Linked DNA regions of Homo sapiens: region 1 is linked to region 2. Evidence: chromatin loops called from intact Hi-C (ENCODE). Cell type or tissue: Calu3. All regions are shown on one strand. Links, peaks and the distances in the headings refer to the core of each region. The heading gives the core; the rest is flanking DNA. Region 1 has its middle 58 kb from the start of DAB2IP. Region 2 overlaps TTLL11 (tubulin tyrosine ligase like 11).

Region 1 (8,335 bases), core at 66-8,065, 400 kb before region 2:
CAGTGCTCAGCAGCATATGGGAGTGTCCTGCTTGGGGACCACCTGATGACATTGTTACCTGTCTCTTCCCCCTGCATCTGTGTCTCCAGCACCCAGCCCAGAGCCTGGCACAAAAGGAGCCGAATGACATTGACTTAGGCACGTGGAGAATCCATGGACAGCCGCCTCCCCAGAGGTGACAGCTCCTTCCTACACTGGTGCTCTACATCCAGTGACTGACCAACCCAGGGTCATAAAAGCTTGGCATTGCTCAGGATGACTCTGAAGGGCCATCCCAGCTCCCGATGTAGGGTAGGCTGAGGCTTGCACTGACTGCATGGAAGCTCAATTCCTCCTTCTGCCCAGTCCTGCTCCCTTCCCTTCCCTTCCCTTCCCTTCCCTTCCCTTCCCTTCCCTTCCCTTCCCTTCCCTTCCCTTCCCTTCCTGGGGTATGAGAGAAACTGCGGAGGTGGAATCAAAGCATCTGAGAATGATTAGACTCAGACAGGGATGTGTCCCCTCAGAACAGGTCTTCCCTGGAAACAGCTGTTCTCCTGTTCAGTATCACCTGGTCCTTCCTCCATGCATAGTGTCTGACATCATCTCATTCTCTCTGGGTATTGAATTCTCAATGCCTCAGAGGCAGAAGTGAGGTCTGTGCATTTCCACTACTTATGCTCCGTGACCGTCATGCCCCACACGCACACTAGATCGGAGCTGCTTTCTCCTTCTGGCCCCTCCTTCCCACTCCTCCCCTGTCATTCATACTATCCCTGCTCCAGGGTCTTGTGGGCCTGGGTCTTCATCCTATGATGCTTCAGTCACTGCAGTTTTGAGTTTCACTTCCATCATCAGGTAAGGACCCACCACCCCAGCCTATCTGTGAAAAGGGTGTTGTGGTTACAAAACCCAGGATCTGGAATCAAACAGATGGGGCTTGAGAACAGGCTCTGTCATCTACATGCTGTGTGATCTTGTGCAAGTTGCTTAAAATCTGAGCCTCAGTTTCCTCATCTGTCAAAAGGGAATAGATACTAGAACCTTTTCAGAGGCGGTCGTAAGAATTAAATGAGAGAGCATCTGGCAAAGCACTCAAACTTGCATTCATAGCAACGGGCAGAAATGTAGACATTTCTGGCAACAAACAGTATCCAACAACAATAAACAGAGCCTATTGATGGAGGTGGGAAAGCAGACGTGCCTTCACTCATTCATTCAACAAACATTCATTGAGCACCTACTACATGCCCTTGCTGAGGGTAGGAGGGGATACAACAATGAAGAAAACCAGGCATGATCCCTGTGTTTAGGGATGCCCAGCCCGGGAGCATGACACATCCATCCAGTGATCACACATTGAAGATGCCATCACCAACTGCAACGGACACCATAAAGGAAAGTGACTTGAGCCATGGGTGTGTCATGTGGGAGGCCAGGGAAGCCTTCCCTGAGGAAATGACATTAGGCTTCCATTGGGAGAAGTTAACTGGGCCAAGGAATGGAGAAAAGTGTTCTGAAGAGGGGAAACTGGTATGCAAAGGCTGTGTCGTGGGAAGAAGCGTTGTATATTTGAGGATCTGGAAGTTGGCTGGAGTGGCTGGAGGCAGAGAGGGATGGGGAAGATGGCAAGAAATGAGGCTAGGGCCAGGCATGGTAGCTTATGCCTGTAATCCCAGCACTTTGAGAGGCTAAGGCGGGTGGATCACTTGAGGCCAGGAGTTCAATACCAGCCTGGCCAACATAGTGAAACCCTGTCTCTACCAAAAATACAAAAATTAGTTGGTTGCAGTGATGCATGCCTGTAATTCCAGCTACTCAGGAGGCTGAGGCACAAGAATCGCTTGAAGCCAGGAGGTGGAGGTTGCAATGAGCCGAGATCGTGCCACTGCACTCCAGCCTTGGGCAACAGAGTGAGACTCTGTTCTCCTGCCAAGAAAAAAGAAATGAGGCTGGGGAGATGGGTAGGACCTGACCACCCAGGATCTTGGAGGCCACATGATGGCAACAAGAAACCATTGAAGCTTTGAACAGAAGTGAGGGTGATATGATTGGATCTGTGCTTTGAAAACCTAATGAGGAGAACTAGTAGATAGGGACCCACATGGAGAGGGGCCAGGTGGATGCATGGAACAAGTTCAGTTCTTAGCGAAGTCCAGGCAAGAGACCACAGTGTCTGCACTGGGCTGGAGATAAACATTTGGGAATCATCTGCATAAGGACAGTGGTTGAAGCCATGGCCTGGGTGTAGTTCAAGTTGCCTGTGCAGAGAGTCTAGAAAAATAAGAGGGACTCAGACAGTCTCAAACTCCAAGTTTTACAGCCCAGGGGAGTCAGATGAGGTAGCCAAGGAGGAGAAGTGACCAGAGAACTAGGGGACAAACTGGGAGAGTATGGTAAGATGGAAGGGAACAGAAGTTTCTGTGGGGTTAAGTATTGCCAAGAGATCAGGAGAGATGGAGGTGGAAATGTATCCTATGGTGTTACCAACAAGGAGGTCATTGGTGACCTTCCCGAGAGCCATTAGGAAATACTGCAGATCTGGCCAGGCGCCAGTGGCTCACGCCTATAATCCCAGCACTTTGGGAGGCCGAGGTAGGCAGATCACTTGAGATCAGGGGTTTGAGACCAGCATGGCCAACATGGTGAAACCCCATCTCTACTGAATACAAAAATTATCTGGGCATGGTGGTACGCACCTGTAACCCCAGCTACTTGGGAAGCTGAGGCAGGAGAATCACTTGAACCCTGGAGGTGGAGGCTGCAGTGAGCCAAGATAGTGCCACTGCACTCCAGCCTAGGTGACAGAGCAAGACTCCATCTCAAAAAAAAAAAAGAAAAAAGAAAAATGGCAGATCTTAAGCTGGGTCAGCTTCCTGTCTGGCTAGGCCGTTTGCATGGGACAAAGTGCCCCAGTGGCTAATGTCCATGTCACCAGGATAATATTACATTGTCCAGAGAGATCTGAACCAAAGAAGATTGGCACATTAGCTCAGAAAATCTCATTGGAACCCTTGAAGTACATGTTGTTCTTTTCCAGTGACCATATAGCCCTGTCAACTTTATATATTTGTTAGCTTGTACAACATGTAACATTAGCCAATTCATCGTCTAGAGTCTGAACCATAAGCAATTTGCTATCCTGTGTGTTGCCTTGATGGAAGAACTCGACAAGTGGACATACGTGGATTTTGCAGATATAGTGCAGACGATGCCTTTGGCAAATCACTCCAGACACATCCCTTGGGGAAGGTGCTGCAGGCTCTGTCGCCCCTACAGATGGAAGCTGACAAGGAAAAGACGGGTCCAGATTGGAATCCCTGGGCTACATGTGAGAACAGACTGGAGGGTGCCAGAGCGGATGGGCAGACAGAGAGGAGGGTCTTTAGTTCTACAGTGTTGTACAGCGCCTCACTCAGGGGGTGGCACAAAGGACAGGAGGAAAGAGCCCCAGAAGCACTAACTTCATGCATATTTTTGACCTTCTCATCTCCTGGGCCAGCCTCCCTGGGTGTGGTTTTGTTCAGAACTGGAGAACGCGCCTGAATTTTTTAAATAATTGAGACAGGGTCTTGTCTGCTGCCCAGGCTGGAGTGCAACGGCATGATCATAGCTTAGTGCAGCATCAAACTGCTGGGCTCAAGAGATCATCCTGCCTCAGCCTTCCAAGTAGCTGGGACCACAGGCATGCTCACCACTGTGCTTGGCTTCTCTTGGAATTTTGTTGTTGTTGTTGTATTTCTTGAGACGGAGTCTCACTTTGTTGTCCAGGCTAGAGTGCAATGGCGTGGACATGACTCACTATAGCCTTGACCTCCTGGGCTCAAGTGATTTTCCCAACTCAGCCTCCCTAGAAGCTGGGATCACAGATGCATGCTACCGTGCTCGGCTAATTGTCTTTTCAATTTTTTGTAGAGATGGGGTCTTGCCATGTTGCCCAGGCTGGTCTTGAACTCTTGGGCTCAAGCGATCCTCCTGTCCTGGCCTCCCAAAGTGCTGGGATTACAGACATGAGCCACTGTGCTCAGCCCCCTGGAATTTTTGATCAGCCTCCCACTTTCTTTCTTTCTTTCTTTCTTTATTAGTTTTATTTTATTTTCTTTTTCTTTTTTTTCTTTTTTCTTTTTTTTTCTTTTTTTTTTTTGTGACGGAGTCTCACTCTGTTGCCCAGGCTGGAGTGCAGTGGCATAATCTCGGCTCACTGCAACCTCCACCTTCCAGGTTCAAGCGATTCTCCTGCCTCAGCCTCCCGAGTAGCTAGGACTACAGGCATGCACCACCACACCCAGGTAATTTTTGTATATTTATTAGAGATGGGGTTTCACTATTTTGACCAGGCTGGTCTTAAACTCCTGACCTCAGGTGATCTGCCTGCCTTGGCCTCCCAAAGTGCTGGGTTTACAGACGTGAGCCACCATGCCCAGCCCTCCCACTTTCATAGTAACCTGATCAAGTTCTTTCCATCCTCCCCTGTAAACAACTTCCTCTTGACCATAGTCATATAATTGCTACCTGTACCAAGAAAGGAGCCATGCATTTTGCCACTATGATCTCATTGAATCTTTATAATAACCCTTGTGATAATCTCTAGTCAATGTTGGCTGTGTAAACCCAGCAACAGGCTCAGAGGGATGTAGTAGCATGCTCTAGGTCACACAGCTGGCAAGTGGGTCAGCTTGGATATGAATGCAGCATTTTTTTTTTTTTTTTTTGGAGATGGAGTCTTGCTCTGTCGCCGAGGCTGGAGGGCAAATGGTGCGATCTTGGCTCACTGCAACCTTCACTTCCCAGGTTCAAGGGGTTCTCCTGTCTCAGCCTCCCTAGTAGCTGGGATTACAGGTGTGTGCCACCATGCCCACCTAATTTTTGTATTTTAGTAGAGATGAGGTTTCACCATGTTGACCAGGCTGGTCTCGAACTCCTGACCTCAGGTGATCTACCCGCCTCGGCCTCCCAAAGTGCTGGGATTATAGGCCCCGAGCACTCTTTGACTTTGAAGTTCACATTCCCATCAAGAACACTCAATGAAGACCAAGCAGTCAGTCCAGCAGGTGGTGGGGTTGCTTTTTCCTTTTGACAGTTTGGAATGATCCCTTTTGGTTTCTGAGTTTTTGGGTCACTCAGTCCTTTTCTTCATTCAATAAACCTTCCTGAGGCCAGGCCTCTTGCAGGTGGTGGGGCTGCAAGGTTTGCGACCTGGAAGAGCTCACAGTCTGCTCCAGGACACAGACCCATAGCAAGGTGCAACAATCTACAATATGATAAATATAGATGGTGGAGTGGGTGGGTTCTGTGGGAACCCTCTGCTTTCCATGGGCTGGAATGCCTGAGCTGGATTATAATAGGAGAAGTAGGCACTGACTGGGTAGAGATAGGGAGGACAGACATTCTAGGAAGAGTAAACAGTGTGTGCAAATTCCTGGGGCATGATAGAGCTTGGTGGACTTGGGAGACCTGGTTGTATGGTGGTGCTTGGGCGGGGGCAGTCTCAGCTGACTGGGACTAGGGTGTGAAGGACCCCAGTGAAGATTGCAGACTGGGCTATTCATGTTCTTAAGATTTACTGAGCACTTCCTCATGAGCCAGTCTTTGTGCTAGGTATTTCCCAGAAAGGATGACCAGGTTATTAAAATACGGAAACTGAAGTTCAGAGTAGGACTGGGTTTTATGTGGCCTCCCACCATGACTCTCTGCACCTTAAAAAAAAAAAGTGATGAAGAATAAAACAAACACTGTGTGTCTCCTATCCTGGTCAAGAAATAAAACCAAGCATGAGCATGGTGGCTTATACCTGTAATCCCAGCACTTTAGGAGGCCGAAGCAGGAGGATCGTTTGGGCCCAGGAGTTTGAGACCAGTGTGGGCAACATAGTGAGACCTTATCTCTACAACAAACAAACAAACAAACAAAAATTAGCCCGCCATGGTGGCGTGTGCCTGTAGTCCTAGCTACTCAGGATGCTGAGGTGGGAGAATCCCTTGATCCTGGGAGGTTGAGGCTGCAGTGAGTTATCATTATGCTACTGCACTCCAGCCTGGTTGAAAGAGAGAGGTGCTGTCTCAAAAAAAAAAAAAGAAAAGAAGAAGAAGAAAGAAAGAAAGAAAACCTTACTAAGATGTGTGAATGTGTGAAGCTCCTTCCTATTAAACATCTCCCTCTATCCAGAGGTAAAAACTTTGCAGAATGGTGTATTTATCATTCCTCTGAATGTCTTTATACTTTTACCATATCTGTGCATTCCTATGGAATATATGGTATTCTGTTCGGCATGTTTAAAGAATCTATATGAAGGCTGGGCATAGCGGCTCATGCCACCAGTCACGTAGTTTGTGGAATTACAGGAATAGAACTTGAAGCCAGGGTAGGCACAGTGGCTCACATCTGTAATCCCAACACTTTGTTTGGGAGGCTGGGGCGGGAGGATCGCTTGAGTCCAGGAGTTTGAGACCAGCCTGGCCAACATAGAGAGACCCCTCTCTCTACAAATAAAAATATTAGGCCAGGCGCGGTGGCTCATGCCTGTAATCCCAGCACTTTAGGAGGCCGAGGCAGGTGGATCACCTGAGGCGGGGAGTTCGAGACCAGTCTGACCAACATGGAGAAACCCTGTCTCTATTAAAAAATACAAAATAATACAAAATTAGCTGGGCATGGTGGCGCATGCCTGTAATCTCAGCTACTCGGGAGACTGAGACAGGAGAATCTCTTGAACCCAGGAGACAGAGGTTGCGGTGAACTGAGATCGTGCCATTGCACTCCAGCCTGGGCAATAAGAGTGAAACTCCATCTCAAAAAAATAAAAAACAAACAAACAAACAAAAAACTAGCTGCATGTGGTGCCACTGCACCTGTGGTCCCAGCTACTCAGAAGGCTGTGGTGGTAGTATTACCTGAGCACAGGAGTTCGAGGCCGCAGTGAGCTATGATAGCGCCACTGCACTCCATCCTGGGTGACAGAGCAAGCCTCTGTCTCAAAACAAAACAAAACTATATGAATGATATTATAGAAATTTGATGTTCTGCAACATGTTCTCCCTCCCCTTATTTGAGATTTGAGATTCATAATGAATTTCTAATCATTTATTTTTGCTGCAGTATAGAATTTTGCTGACTACCCCACAATTTGTTTATGCATTCTTCCTCTGATAGGGATGGAGGCTGTTTCAAATTCCTTACTAGTATTATCATTATTGCAATGAGCAAGAGGTTCTCTATGTCAAGACTCTGGGTCACTGGGGTATGTGCACTTCGACATTTCTAGATGCTGCCAAATTGTTTCCCAGAGTGGCTCTACCCATTTCCACTCCTGCCTGCAGCACAGGACAGTTCTCCAGACTCCAGGTCCCTACTGTCCCACTTCTTTGTTTTTGCACCAATCTGACAGGCATGAAGTGGCACTTTACTGGGATTTTGTTTTATATTTCTCTGATTACTAGTGAGACTGACCATCTTTGCATATGTTTATTGGCCATTCATGTTTCTTTTTCTGTGAATTGCCTGTTCATATATTTTGCCCAATCTCCTATTGCCTCTTTAGCACATTGGTTTGTGGAAGGCCTTTGTATATTTTGGATATTATATTGTAAATATCATCTTTTGATAAACAGAAGTTTTGAATTTTAATTAAATGTATTGATGTTTTTCTTGATGATTTATGCTTTTGAGGTCTTCTTTAAGACATCCTTGACTATTATGAGTTTTTTTTGTGTGTGTAAGTTTTCAGTACACCTGGAACTGATCTTTTATGCATGGTGTGAGGTAGGGATTCAGCTCATCTTTTACTAATATGGACATTCTATTGCTCTAGCACCATTTATAGAAAAGTCCACCCTTCTCCCACTGACCTGCAGGGCCATCTCTGCTACATATCAAGTTTCCATACCTGTATGGGTCAATTTTTGCAGCCTCTATTCTAGTCCACTGGCCAATTTATCTACCCTTGGGCTAATACCAGATGCTGTGATTGTACATTTTGGGGTCCTTAGCACCTCCTCTCTCGAATTAGAGGAGTGCTAGTGACTTCCTGAGAGTAGAAACTTGTGTTCACCTTTGCAGCTCTCTCATCACGTTTTACATGAACATCTACATAATGCTTTTGTTTACAAAAGGATTTCTTGCATACTATCTCTTGGAGTTCTAAAACTCCCTTTTTGCAGAAGATAAAACTGAGGCAGAAGGTAAAACTGAGAAGATAAAACAGAGGTAAGATGATTTGCCAAGGTCGCACAGCCAGAAAGTGTTGGATTAGGGGTTCTATAAGATTTCAAAGCCACCCTGTGCATCCATCGCATATGCTCCGAAGACTTCCACTGACCCTGGTATCGGATTTCACTCCTTCCTGCCTTCATTCAACAAGTAG
Region 2 (8,335 bases), core at 303-8,302:
TCTGGCTGAGTCCACCAGACTCTGGCCCTGGCTCCATCGCTCTGCTGAAGACAATTCTCACTGAAGTCTCCAGTCAACTCCTTACGAGTGGAGAGGACAGTTTCAGTGCTGGTCTTGCCCGGCGTCTCAGCAGCATTTGAAGCGCTGACCCTGTCTGCTTCCCCAGGCACCTCATCCTTGCCATTCCGGCTCCTTCTCTCCTGATATTTATTCTATCTCAAGACACTGCTTCTTGGCCTCCTTTCCTGGCTCCCTCCCCCTCCCCTGCCTTTCCCTTAGTGAAATGTGATTCCCACAGGTGTCTTCTCAGTCTTCTCGTCACCCTCTTTGGTCACCATTTGCTGATGAGTTCTCATCTCTGTCCCCAACCCAGGCCTCTGTCTCCTGAACTCCAAGCTCCAAATAGCCAATTGTCCCCTTAATCTCTCCACTTGGATGTCACATAGGCACTTTAAGTCCAACTCCCAACCTTCCCCCAACAGCCTGGTCCTCTTCCGGGGCCTCCATCCATGCAAGTACCCAAGCCACCTGCACATCAGCCTCAGGTTCTCCCTGCCCTCACTGCCACCATCTCTCCTCTCTCTCCAGCCTCATCCAGTCACCAAGCTGAGCCCTTCTTGCTCCTTCCCTGGCACCCAGATCTGTCTATCCCCCCTACCTTCACCACAACCTTCCCAGTCCATACCACCATCCTCTCCAGCTTATGTGAAAGCAACTGTCTCCTAGGGACCTCCCCACTTCCAGCCTTGTCTCAGTGTGTTCTCTACTCTGTAGACACTGTTCTTTGAAACATACAAATTGGAATGCATCTTTCCCCTGCTTAAAATTCTCCAGGGACCACCCCCCCGAACCAATACCCAGGCTCTCGACACAGCCCCTACCTTTCTCTCCCACCTCACCTTCCCTCATCTCCCCCGCATCTCTGCCTTAAACCCCACCCAGCAACCATACTCAACCTCTTCCAGTGCCTCCTGCTTCCCACTCACCCCTCTGGCTTCAGCACATTTCCACCTGGAACCCTTTGCCTCCCCTACCCCTACCCAGTTTCTCCTGCTTCATCTAACTCTCGCTCCAGGTTTCAGTTCAACTGCTATTTCTTCTGGGAAGCCTTCCCTGACCACGCCACTCCCGCCCAGAGAATGTTACGTGGCCCCACGATCTCAGCACCTCAGACGTTTCTTATTCTACTCTAGCATTTAAAACCCTCCATAATCATTGCTTTTTAAATTATATGTCTCTCACAACAGACTCTATGCATCAGCAAGCAAGGCCCTGACTTGCTGTCTCAATAGAACCCAGGACAATGTCTGACCGCTACTAAGCATGTGGCAAAGGTTGTTGAATGAGTAAGTGAATGAATGAATGAGTAAACGAATGAATGTAAAACTCTGCTTTACATGTGTTATCTCATTTAATTCTTACAAGAACCTTTTAAGATAGGTATTCTTCATTTCATTTTACAGGTAACAGAGGGGAAGTAGCTTGCCCCAAATCACACAGGGAGCAAACAGAAAGCTTGGAAGTTGGGCCCAGGTTTAACACCCAAGCCCACAGCACCACCAACACTGTCCCCTCCTCTGGCCATCCCACCCCGATCACTCATCCTACACGAAGCCAGAGAGCCCTCTTGAGGCCGGTCAAGGCTGGAAACGCAGGCTGGGAACTGGCAATGGTTACCTGGAAGCACGTGGGGCCCGGCCTCCCCGTGGGGATGTCTGACTGGTAGAAGACTTTGAGCTCTGGAGTCAGCGCGATGACCGTCTTAATCACCACGGAGATGATGTCAGACCAGACCTTCTTGATGTCAACGCCTTTGGAAGACAGTCTACAAAGGATGCTGGAAAAAGTCCTTTTGCTGCCAGTGCTAGCACTGTCCGAGTGGATGAAGTTGCCGCTGTGGATGTTCAGTGAATAGTTGGTTAAGTGCATAAAGATGCGGTGCAGGTTTTTGGGGGTGGGCTCCTGATATGGCTCGGTACAAAACCTAGAGAGTCCGTCTTTGGCTATATAAATCTCTAAGGGGTCTAAGGACTTGAGTAAGACATACAGACGAATATCAAACTTGAGCTTGTCGATAAGGAGAGGTTTGCAGATGTACTCCTGGACCACCGCTGGCCTGCTCTGGAGGGTCCCTGCCAGGCGGATGTCACTGGGGTCTTTAATGAGGTAGATTCCATCACCCTGACAACCACCATCAGGTTTCACGATAAAAGTGGGCTTCCAGGAGGGGTCATCGTCTTTCACCATTTGAACCTGGAGGGGGAAAAAAGGATGGCCGACATTATATTGTTTTCCCTCTGGATCCCTAACACAGAGCAAGGCCTTAGCAAATGTGTGGTGAATGAGTGACAAGATGATCCCTGCCGATCTGAGCAGGGGCTGAGCATCTTCCATGGAGATGACACTGCACAAGGTACTGAGATGGTGACATCAGGACTGTCCCCAGTCTTGTGCTCCAGAGCGAGGTGGAGAGTGTAGTGGACTGGCAGTCACAAGACCTGGGTTCAAATCCTGTTTCGCCAGTTATTAGCTACCACTTTGAACAGGTCATATAACTAATAATAGTGCTGAGAATGATAATGATGGTGAGCTAATATCATTTATGAGCGCCTGTGAAATGCCAGGCACTATATCAGGCACTTACCTAATTAGCTCATCTAACCCTCACAGAAAATATGGTTGTGTCTTTTTATGTCAGGAACAGAGAGGGTACAGCAGTTGCTGAGGGCATGGGTGTTGGAGTCAGATGGCCTGGGCTCAGACACTGGCCCTGCTCCTTACCCTGCAGCCTTGGACAAGTGACTTAAGTTATCTACACCCTTTCCATCTGTGAAATAGGAGAAAGGTTGTTTTGAGGATTAAATGCAATCATAAATGCAAGAGGCTAAGGACCTAGAACCTGAGAAATAAAAGACAATCCAAAGCCTGGCTGTCACTCTTTTTAGAAGATGAAGTGACTTGCCAGCTAACGCGGGGGCAGAATTGGGATTGGAATCTAGATTGATGACTGAAGCCCTTGGACCTTCCTCTATCCTACCATGTCTTGGTTTCCTCACTTTAAAAATGGGGATATAGACACCTACCCTCACTGTGTCGTTGTAAGGATGAAATAAACTAAAACGTACAAAGGGCCAAGCGCAACACCAAACACAGAGCTGAGCTAGTGCACAGGAAATGTTTGTTTTATGTTTACATCCCTTCTAAAGTTCATCTGGTAGACCTGACCAATCCTTCCATCTGTTGAGATCTTTTTGAAACAAGATCCCGTCGTCCACAGTATTTGCTCTCCTCCCAGCTCCAGGTCAGCAGAACACTCACATAATTAACTATCCAGGCACTTGACCAGTCCAGATAGTCGATCTGGACCTGTGGGTCTGCATAATTCATCCTCGCCCCATTGCCCCTGATGCTGGTGAGGTGCTTCCTGCAGCTATGGAGAGCGGATGGACTGAAATGGCAGGAGAGGAGGTTTTCACAAGCAGAGAGAAGCTGGAGGAAATGTAAGGGTGGATTTGAAAGAGGGATCCATGCTCTCTGCAGCTTCTGGTGTGAAAGTTCCCCTCTGAAATCTGACAGCAGTGCCTGGCAGGCTGAGTTGGTGGGTGCCCCAGTGACAGACTCCTCTCAGCTCTCCACCTTTGCTGTGTAAGCCCAAGCCAGGACATCTGCACTCTGGCTTGTGCCTTGCGCTTATCTCTTTGACCAGCCTATATTTCTAAATAAAGCTTTTGCCAATTCCTTGGGCACTATCACTTATTCTGGGCTTGTAAAAGATCTTTAACAATGGAGAAACACTTAAAGCCTTAATAATGGTCCACATCAATTGTTTCCCCTTGTCAGCAGGATCCGAGAATGGAACTTCACAAGAGATCAATGCAAGCCTCCCAGGGCCTTCCACTGAGGCTTTCTTGCAACTGTGACCTTGACGTTTATGTAGTTATTTAATATTCAACCAAAGCATTCGTACACTTGGCCCTTTACAGTAAATATAAGTGTGCTGGACAAATGGCAGTTATGGACCAGGAAGTGAAAAATGTCAAGTTTGCACTGATGGGAAATTTTTCCCTCTGGAAAGCTTTTGCTATGCCGAAGACACTAACAGTTCAATATATTATCCAGAGCAATATTTTCTCCTTTGAATTCCATGTATATGCCTTAAATAAATTAAACTACCTGGTCAATAGTCTCCGTCACTCATTGGATTCCTGAATACTTCTGCTCTTTGCCAGAATAGTGCCATACAAATCAAGATTATTAATACTCATAGAATCATTGAATTTTTAGAACTAGAAGAATCCTCAGGGATCATCATCACCCAGTACTCTCAAAAGTCAAGGGGGAAACGGAGGCTCAGAGAGGTGACGTGACTTCCCTTGGGTCCCACAACTGGCTGGCAGTATGGTCAGGATGAGAACTGAGGTCTCCCGACCCCACCTCAAGTTTGCGGTGCCATTTTTGCCTCTAAGATAAAACTGAAGATCTCTTGTTCCTCCGCTTACTGTAGGAAAGATCCTCCTAATGTATCAGACAGCACTGAGGTCTGTACTCTGGCCTCACCCTAAAGATTTTGGCCCTGAGTATGGCCATCCAGGAACTATATCTGTAGATCCTGAGTTGGCCAGACTGCCCCAGTTTCAAATCTTCTGTCTGGGTTCCTTGCTTGTTAAAGCGCAGGTGTGATTTACAGGAAACCCTCACAATTGTTCAGAACGTGGTTCCCATAGCCACCAGACCCTTCCGCCACTACTACCCTAAAAAGAGAAACATTTTTCAGAATTCATATTCACTCTCCTCTGAGGTTTATTCAAGAATGACCCTTTCCCAGCAGTTATTAAAGTTAAAAAGTAACACGTTGGCTCTTAAAAAGAAGTCATGGACCAGAATGAAAATATCATCGATATTCCTGGGCCCCAGCCTCAGCAATTCTGATTTAATCGATCTGAGATGAGACCTGGGCATGTGTATTCTGGAAAAATCACCGCAGGTGATTCTGATGAGCACTCTGTCTGAGAATCACTAGACTAAGTGAATTAAATAAAAATACCATCTGAAACCAACATATTGAATGAAGTATTCTGCACTGGTGTTAGCTGGAGTGTGAGGAAGACTCGCGCTTATGCTACAACTGATGGTATCTCTAGTTTTATCCAAACCTGCTGTTGGACCTGAAATCCATTACCTTGTAACGGTATACACGGATGGCTGAAAGAGATACACAGAGGAGGTGGTGGCCTAATTGCCTGGCACTCCGCGGGCCTACTGAAAACTTTATGTGGCTTTTACTGCCCCCTAGTGGACATTTAGAAACCGCTACTGGGAAAGTCACCCCGTTCAAAATTCCAACACTACTGAGCAGTAAGATACTCTACTAAGACATTAAAATGGTCTTAAAGAAACACCACTACAAATGAAATATTATTCAGCCTTAAGAAGGAAAGAAATTCTCACACATGGCACAAAATGGATGCATCCTGAGGATACTATGCTAAGTGAAATAAACTAGACCCAAAAAGACAAATACTGTAAGTAAGAATGCACTTATATGAGGTACCTAGAGCAGTCAAATTCATAGAGACAGAAATTACAATGGTGTTTTCCAGGGCTGGGGTGGGAGGGAATGGAGAATTAATGATTATTGGGTACAGAGTTTCAGTTTTGCAAGATAAAATAAGTTCTGGACATGGATGATAGTTGTACAAAAATGTGAATGTACTTAATGCCACTGTACACTTAACATACATACAATGTACATTTAAAAATGGTTAATCTGGTAAATCTTGTCATGTATATTTTACCAAAATTTTAAGATTAATTTTTAATTTTTTTAAGTCATAGCTTTTGGTAAGTTAGAGATAGTACTATAGTGAAAAACAGAAAATCTGGATTTTAGTCCCAATTGTTTCTGACTGTGTGACCTCGAGAAAGTCACCTAACTTTCTGGGCTTTGTTGTAGTCACCTATAAAATAAAGGGGTCAGACTAAGGTCCCTGGCTTCCGCCAGCGAGCAAATGCTGAACCATGATTTATCTTGATATCACCACAGTCGAAGGCTGCGTTACAAACACACAAGTGGCATTCATCACGTCGGAGAGTTCCTGCTGTGCTGTTGGGATCAGCACATTGGGATGATCTATAAGAGGAGGAGATTTGGGTCTGAGATTTATGATGCATTTGAGGAAATCAGCAGGGCATTTGGAGGAAGCAAGCTAAAATGTTTGGAGGGAGAAATTCAGCAACTAGAATATCAAGCCACAAAACATTATTAGCAATGAGGGGCAGGTAAGAGGCCAATTTCTGAAGAAATACTGTGTCTGCAATACTGGGGAAGTCAAAACCAGTTAGGGCAGTCCTTTGTCACTCAGGTGGATTTGCATCCAATCTTAGCAACTCAGACCTTTGATGTCACAGGTACACGCTACAGATCTCAGGCAAAAACAAGCCTCTGGTAGACAAAATCAGTGTCACACGGTGCATGCCAGACAGGAGGCAGGGCCAGCCCCTGCCAGCCTCAGGGATATGAGCCTGGTACCCAGGGCAAATTCCTACCTCAATGTTCAGGGCAATTTCTGAGTCCACTTAAGATGGAAGGCAGTCTGCAGTGAGGTCACCTAGGGCCAGATGGAAAGGGCAAGAATGGCCTGTTGGGGCAGAGTGGGAGACAGAGCAGTGGGGCAGAAAGGAAGGACCTGGGCAGATGATGTGCTGCTTCGGTGGGGGGTTATGAAGGCAGGAGCGGGCAGGACACTTCTGGGAAACTGTAGATAGTTCCGACGGCTGGAGAACATAAGAGGTGGAGGGGGTATGCACATGGAAATCCCACTAGTGAGATTGGCAGGGGCCAGATAATACCACCACCACGAATAATAATAATAACATTAGCACACGCTTACTGAGCACTTATTATGGGTCAGGCACTGTTCTAAGCACTTTGGAGGTATTATCTCACTTAATCCTCACAACAATCCTATTTTACAGATAGGGAGAGGGAGGCCCAGAGATGTCAAGTAATTTGTCAAAGATTACACAGCCAATAGGTCACAAAGGCAGGATTTGAACCCAGGCAGGCAGATTCCAGAGCCCATGCCAGAATGAATGAGAGATGTATGAGAAGGGGATGGAGGAAGATCAGGCCTAGCTAGGAAGTAAGAGTCTCATAGGGAAGGCCCTTGAATGTTGGTTTAGAGTTTGAGCAATGTCCTAAAATGATGGGGACTCCCTGAAAGGTTTTGAGAAGAAAGCAACTTAATTAGATGTGTATTATGGGATGATGCCTCAGGCTGTCACATAGAAAATTTACCCAAGTGGTTGGATGGTCTGGGGCAGACAGGAAAAGTCCAAACTGAGGCTGCAGTGGAGTCAGAGGGAAGGACAGAGGTTTGGGAAATATTTTGGAGCTAAAATCAACAAAACTGGATGACTGGGAGAGAGAGACAGGAACATAAAGGATAATCCCCCTATGTCTAGGTAGTCACAGGGAATATAAGGGAATGAGGAAAGGCAGAGGGGAGGCAGTGGGAAGATGATGAGCTGCACAGAGGACCCTGGAGGGCACGCACCTAGAGAGGTTTGTGGTCCCTGGGAAATGTGTCTGGAGCTTGGGAGAGAGATCTGGGGTCGTCAGGCCCCCAAGGATGGCCAAGGCCCTCGCAATGGGCCAGATTATCCAGAGACAGGATAGAGAGGAAGAAGAGGGCACCTGGGAGCCAGAGGCTGGAACGGGCAGAACAGACCCCAAACACCCTGTATTTATACTCGATCTGCAGGCGAAGGATGGAGTTTCAACTGGCGAGGGACATGCATCCACGCATCACCAGGGCACCCAGGAGGAAGATAGTTTGGAAGGAATGAAACCAGGTGTAGGAAGGACCCGAGGCTATCAAAGGTCCAAAGGCCTGAGCTGGGGCAGGGACAATGCGGTTGAAATAGGGAGCTGAGAGAAGAGGTAGAATCAGGGCACCTGGTGACTGGACAGATGTGAAAGGCGAGAGAGGAAAGGGTCATGGGTGAGCTCACGGTTTGGGACTTCAGCAATTTTGGGAGGGGTGATGTTACCATTAACAGATTTAGGGACTACAGGGAGAGGAGCAGGTCTCATTGAAGGAAAGTGGGGACAAGGAGAGGAGGAATTCACTTCATCTAATGAGTATTATTTGCACGACTCCAGACAGAGCTAATTTAGGACTTTATAATATCCCGCAAGCCCTCTACTGTTCATCGGAACCAGGCCAGGTTGTCCGATATCTCCTACAGATGATTAATTCTGATACAACAACTCTCCCAAGCTTGGAAAGAATAAGAGCTGCTGTCCGACAGGGATGAGACTCAGACTCTAAAC

The links. Hi-C counts contacts between places; a loop is a spot of excess contacts. Peaks named below come from ENCODE experiments on the same cell type or tissue, not always from the same donor. Only the 100,000 strongest peaks of a DNase experiment are listed, where the experiment ranks them.
Region 1: a loop joins it to region 2, with 18 times the contacts of the local background. A loop is called at or near these places in 2 of 110 quality-filtered maps.

Annotation. Positions count from the first base shown.
Region 1 is chr9:121,589,566-121,597,900 of GRCh38, forward strand. It overlaps a transcript of DAB2IP not described here. Among named protein-coding and RNA genes, the nearest start is that of DAB2IP, 58 kb to the right of the region's middle. RefSeq lists an enhancer at 8,001-8,335. In Calu3, for the core only: a CTCF peak has its summit at 5,054 (motif pointing right); a DNase peak (open chromatin) is centred at 5,026.
Region 2 is chr9:121,987,518-121,995,852 of GRCh38, forward strand. TTLL11 (tubulin tyrosine ligase like 11) reads right to left here. Exons shown (of 9, transcript NM_001139442.2): 4 at 1,678-2,253. Among named protein-coding and RNA genes, the nearest start is that of TTLL11, 100 kb to the right of the region's middle. In Calu3, for the core only: a CTCF peak has its summit at 5,267 (motif pointing left); DNase peaks (open chromatin) are centred at 1,674 and 5,264.